2 separate regions of the Homo sapiens genome follow, and region 2 is linked to region 1. A link is an interaction called in ENCODE POLR2A ChIA-PET data of the cell type or tissue named here. Cell type or tissue: CD4-positive, alpha-beta T cell. All regions are shown on one strand. Each heading gives the region's core, and the rest is flanking DNA. Links, peaks and the distances in the headings are about the cores only. Region 1 overlaps LINC02042 (long intergenic non-protein coding RNA 2042). Region 2 has its middle 6.1 kb from the start of GTPBP8.

Region 1 (2,818 bases), core at 268-2,767:
GAAGGGCAGCATAAGTGTTGACTGGAATCCCAAACTTTTCACCTCCCTTTGATGCCAAGCCAAGCCTAAGCTTTCATCAAAAGTACATAAATTCTTTTATATGGTGTAATTAGGAGTTTGTAGCATAATTTGCAACAGAGGTTGCTTTACTTGCATGCTTTTTCCCTTCCTGGATCTTTTTCCCTGACCTGAGAGAATGAAAATAAATCTCACATCATCTTCACCAATTTTCTCTTCATCCCACCTGGATGTGCTTCCTCTTAGGTTACCAACTGCCCAACAGATACGTCAACTGCAAGATGTTCTATCAAGCAATTCACTACTTCCTCCCTTCTCAATCTTCAGGCTCTGCATATGGAAATGAACATTTCATTATGACCCTATGACCTACAAAGCTCCCTCTCTGTCACTCCTTATCATCTTTCCTAGGGAGGCAATCAAAATGAAATGATTTTAAGATTCTAGCACTCCCAACTCTAAGGTAAATAGCATCTGACATCTTCATTAAGTCCATATTCAGTTTTTAGGTCTTCTGGTTGAAAGAAGAATAATCTAGAAGGACAATTAATATTTAAAAAAGTCTTTCCCCTATAACTTAATATTGTAGGTGGTAGTACTTTTTAGGACAGCACAGACTTGGTTTGGAAATCTCAAAATAACAAAAGGTGGTTTAATTTTCTTACCCCTATGTCAAGTTTTACCTGTTTTTTGTTTGTTTGTTTTAATTCTCTAAGTGGGGATAGAACATTTTGTGGTATGAAAAACTATGAAAGATCTTACCTCTGAAAAAAACTCCATTTGAATGAACCCTAATTTAATGGACAGGTGAAAGGTCAGCAACCTAGAAAATTGGAGTGTAGTCACAGAATTTACAACACCTTCTAACATTTCTGGGCCTAAATTTCACGTGTATCTAAAGTAGAAAGAATGGTCCCCAGCCCTTTCCAGAGTTTTAATGAAAGAGTCTATTGCTTTAAATTAAAGACACATCTGCTAGGTTCCTTTAACAGCATCAGAGTTGATGTTCAAACATATTATTTCAAAATTATTTTGCGAAATGTTGAGGTTATCTGTCTTTAAAGTGCTGTTGCAAAAGTATATTGTTGAATTTGTAACTCACAGCTAGAAAGCGATATAAATCTTACAAGTTGCACTGAGATCTTTCTAGATGAAAATGATGCAGCAATCATGAACTCCTGTGTTATCTGTCACTATCTCATAAGTCACATGATTTGAAGAGAAGATCATTCGGAGCAGTGGAAAAATGAAATCAAACATAGCTGCTACCTCAGATTGAAGAGATGTCCTCTCCGATTCTTTAAAGTATTTCCTATTCTCCTACCCACCTCCTCTGTTGTTTGCAAGACTCAAAAAGATAAATTTATAGTGAAATAAGAATCCTCCAACTTACATATTAGAGCTTCTGCAATTAAAGAAAAACAGAAATCAGGCTGGGCGCAGTGGCTCACGCCTGTAATCCCAGCACTCTGGGAGGCCAAGGTGGGTGGATCACCTGAGGTCAGGAGCTTGAGACCAGCCTGGCCAACATGGCAAAACCCCATCTTTACTAAAAATACAAAAATCAGCTGGGTGTGGTGGTGGGTGGCTGTAATCCCAGCTATTCAGGAGGCTGAGTCAGGAGAATCCCTTGAACCCAGGAGGCAGATGTTGCAGTGAGCCGAGATGGCACCACTGCACTCCAGCCTGAGTGACAGAGTGATACTCTGTCTCAAAAAGAAAAAAAGAAAAAGAGAAATCTATGGGTGAAGACAAATGGAATGGCAATACCTTGGAGTAGCATTTACTAATTCAAGCCATATAAACCATACTAAGGTTGTCAGCCCAGAGGGGAGTCCATCTGCTATGTAGATGAGAGAATGCGACCAGGAAAGTCAGGACACAAAGCCATGATTCTTTCAACTTTTTGGCACTTTAATAAGTGAATTGCATGTCCTGTCTTCTCCATGAACTCAGCAAAGCTACAACTAAGCTCCTCATCTTGAGAGTTCACCATGTGCCCACTTTGACCTATGGATGGGCCCCTTGGCACTCTACCTTTTCAGTGTCCTCAACTGCACAAACTTCCTGGGCTGCACTGACTGCTGTACCCAGGCAATTTTTTGGGAGCTCCAATGTCTTGTCTAGCACATGACATGAGGCTGTAGCATGTTCTTTCAAGTATTAGTGCTAAAGAGGTCCCATTCTACTTTCTCTGACTGATCAGGTCACTGTTTTCAGCTACCTGGCCCTTCTAAGTCAGGGTCACTAGAGTATTGGGAGGTTTGTAACTTCTTCATTGGTGTCTTGTGTTTTCCTGTCTTTGAACTTGAGGAAAGCTGGCCCTGGATGTTCACAACATCAACCAAGCAATGAAAACCACAGCACCCTACAGGAAATTCTGCATTTCTCTCAAAACATGCAAAACACAAAATTGGGTGGAACCACAGAAGGTTATGGATAACTCACTACAGTTTGGACTTTCAAAGGTAAAATGTAATATTTGACTCATGGCTATCACTTCTGGGAGATTTTTCAGGAGAGATATCTATGTTTCTGAAAGTCTGTATGCTTGCCTTTATTTTTTCTAACTTACTATAAATTCTTGTCAGTTCTGGACATTTTGGTTAAACTTGTTTCTACTGTTACTTGTTCATGCTGTCGACTAATAAAAAAGACAGTGTTTTTAAGACTGTGCTTCATGGAGCCCTAGGGGCTTGAAAAAGCATTTCAGGAGCTATTTTGGGGCCAGGGAGAGGCTGAGTGAGTCAGGAACCAGATCATGCTGTTTCTGTCACCAAATACAAACACACACACACAG
Region 2 (2,818 bases), core at 284-2,783, 240 kb before region 1:
TTTTCTTGAGTTTTCTGTGCAACATTCATTTTAAAATTTTACTTTAGATATTACCTGACACATTGACACAAATTTGTGGCACAACAAGTTTGATTTGTTCACCTAATTTCTTTCTTTTTTTTTTTAGAGACAAGGTCTCGCTCTGTTGCCCAGGCTGGAATGGGCACAATCATGGCTCACTGTAGTCTCAACCTCCTGGGCTCAAGTGATCTTCCTGCCTCAGCCTCCTAAGTAGCTGAGACGACAGGCACTCAACCACCCTTGGCTAATTTTACAAAGTTTTTTTGTGTGTGTGTGCTTTTTTTTTTTGGAGAGACAGAGTCTCACTATGTTGCTGAGGTCAGTTTTGAACTCCTAGCCTCAAGAAATCATCCTGCCTTAGCCTCCCAAAATGTTGGGATTACAGGCATGAGCCACCACGCCCAGGCTTAATTTCTTAATTAGGGCATAAATTATTATTCTTGAGATTTATTATTTTACTATAATTCAAGAACCAATAGAGACCTATTTTCCATGATTTTAGTCTTTGGAGCTCATGAAAGCATTGAGCTTTTTAAATATCTGATTAATGTGTCTTTAGAGAATATATCTAAATTTAGAGAAGTTGTTTCTTTTTCAGAGAAGTTGTTTGAGCTTTCTTTTAAGGTTGTGCCTACTGCACTGACAGATTTCTCTAAAGAGATCTGGAGATTAACCATCAGACAGTAATCATAGGTAGGAGGTGAGTTTGTAGAGTGATTTGGATTCTGGAGGAGGAGTAAAGGTTCACTTCTTTCAAGGTTGTTTTTATCAATAGAGGGAGAAATGATTGCTTTAAGTGGTCTTAATTTTTTTCATTCGTAATTTTGCATTTGGCTCTGTGTCATACAAGTGCTATTAAAATAATTTGGAACACTATTTACCATATTCAGGTTGTGTTTTTATATCAGTAACAAGCTCAGAGGGTTTTTTTAAAATTGTTTTTGGAAAATAGTATGGATTTTGCTGTTCTGACTGATTAATTCGTTAACATTTTAATTCTTGTTGTGTGTTAAGCAAGGTTATTTTAGTGGGCAAGTTTACTTTGTAGTACACATCTAGTTTATATCTTGTTGCCTTGTTGGAAGTGAATGGAATGTTCTCTAACACCCTGAGGAGATGAGGCAACATTCACAGGCAGATATATTGATGTATATTCAAATTTTTAACTTATTCATAGGTAGAGTGTGTCAGGTGTTCCCAAGACTAGCTCCCAAATGAGGCGAGCAAGGATGCACAGAACTCAGCATATAGTTGTACTTATGCCTATAATTTACAACAACAAAAGAATACAAAGCAAGCCTGGCAAGGGGAAAAGGCACTCAAAGTGAAGTTTGGAGGAAGCCAGGCACAAGCTTCTAATTGTCCCCTAAGTTGCACAGGATGCAATTAATTCTGCCAGCAATGAGTTTTAACAACATGTGTGAAATGTTGTCTACTAGCAAAGCTCACCTGAGTCTAGGAGTCCAGGGTTTTTACCGAGCGCTGTTCATATAGGCATCTAGTGCCTGTGTGACTGACTATAGTCACTGAAAGTTCAGATTTGCAGAAGGAAAGCAGCATCAGTATGTACCACTTGTTTGTTCAAATAGTTTAGATACAGTGAGCCACTCATGAATGGAAAGTTGGCTCTGTGCCATGCAAGGAAACTGTTTACCAGTCAAGTTCTCAAATGTCAGCCCAGTGCCAATCTTGTAAACAAATCTTTCTAAGGGTAGCAGCCACAGGCCTGCTATATGAACTGTTTTCTGCACATAGATTAAAAGATAAAAACATTTAAAAATGAGAAGTTTCTCACCTGCACTTATTGTGAGATTGTATACTTGTAGGAAAGATGTATTCCAGGTTCTGCTCTAAATACAAGTGATTTCTCTGGAGATTTTTGAGAAAAGTGGGACAGACTTTCTCTAGTCATTTTAATAGGACATGGCAAAACTAGAATTCTTCCTGTGGAAGGAGGTTATAATCAAAGCTGCTGTCTCAGCCACCTGTAATAAAGTATGGGGCCTCTGGAGAGGAGTGCAATGAATTGGTGATTCAACTGGTATGAACATCAGGTTTAGCTGGAGTTGAGTGCAGCAATGTCCTTGAACATTCCCTCCAACCTCCTTACCCATCCTCCTCTAGGGGCTGGACAATCAGATTCAAACAATGTTTTGTGATTACTCTCTAGAAAGGAATAATGCCTGGTGTAGTGGTACTAGGTGGTTACCTAATAGGCAGGATCTCATGGGTGGCAGGCGCACGAGTGGTTGAGCCCAGAATGCTGTGATATATCTCTCTTCTGCCTAGACTAGTGCAAGTCAGAACCTAGCCTTTCACTCCTCTCTCTAGGTATCTGTTATTTACCAAGATAGCTGATTTTTTTTAAAAGATAGCTGATTTTACCATAATAGTATAATCTCACGAACTCACATTATGAACCCACAAGCAATAGAAGAAAAAGTAAGAAAAAGATAATTCATTCTAGAAGTAATCAGAATGAATGGACTTGGTGGGCAAAGAATTTAAATAAAAACAGAAAATATCCTCAGAGATAAGGGAATATATGGCAAACATGAAACAGGAAGCTTCTAAGAAGTACCAGTTGAACATATTAGATATGAATTATATTATTGTGAAGTAAATTTCTCAATGGATGTGTTTAATAGTTGAATAATATTATCAACTCAAAGAACAAAATAGCAGGATAATTAGATTGGAGAATATTTCAATAAATATTAGGAAGGGATAAAAAATATAAAGAATTTAAAAGTTAAGAGCTGCGAAGGTGAAAAGAAGAAATTTAAATAACAGTATT

The links. ChIA-PET counts read pairs that join two places held together with the same protein. Peaks named below come from ENCODE experiments on the same cell type or tissue, not always from the same donor. Only the 100,000 strongest peaks of a DNase experiment are listed, where the experiment ranks them.
Region 2: POLR2A ChIA-PET joins it to region 1 with 9 read pairs; 14 of 35 experiments call an interaction of 5 or more read pairs at or near these places.

The regions. Positions count from the first base shown.
Region 1 is chr3:112,739,362-112,742,179 of GRCh38, reverse strand. It overlaps LINC02042 (long intergenic non-protein coding RNA 2042), which reads left to right. Exons shown (of 5, transcript NR_110017.1): 2 at 265-481; 3 at 1,169-2,486. Among named protein-coding and RNA genes, the nearest start is that of MIR9900, 3.7 kb to the right of the region's middle. In CD4-positive, alpha-beta T cell, for the core only: no CTCF peak of the experiment used is centred there; a DNase peak (open chromatin) is centred at 1,229; H3K27ac peaks cover 2,336 bases.
Region 2 is chr3:112,983,496-112,986,313 of GRCh38, reverse strand. No RefSeq gene overlaps it. Among named protein-coding and RNA genes, the nearest start is that of GTPBP8, 6.1 kb to the left of the region's middle. In CD4-positive, alpha-beta T cell, for the core only: no CTCF peak of the experiment used is centred there; a DNase peak (open chromatin) is centred at 1,643; H3K27ac peaks cover 1,217 bases.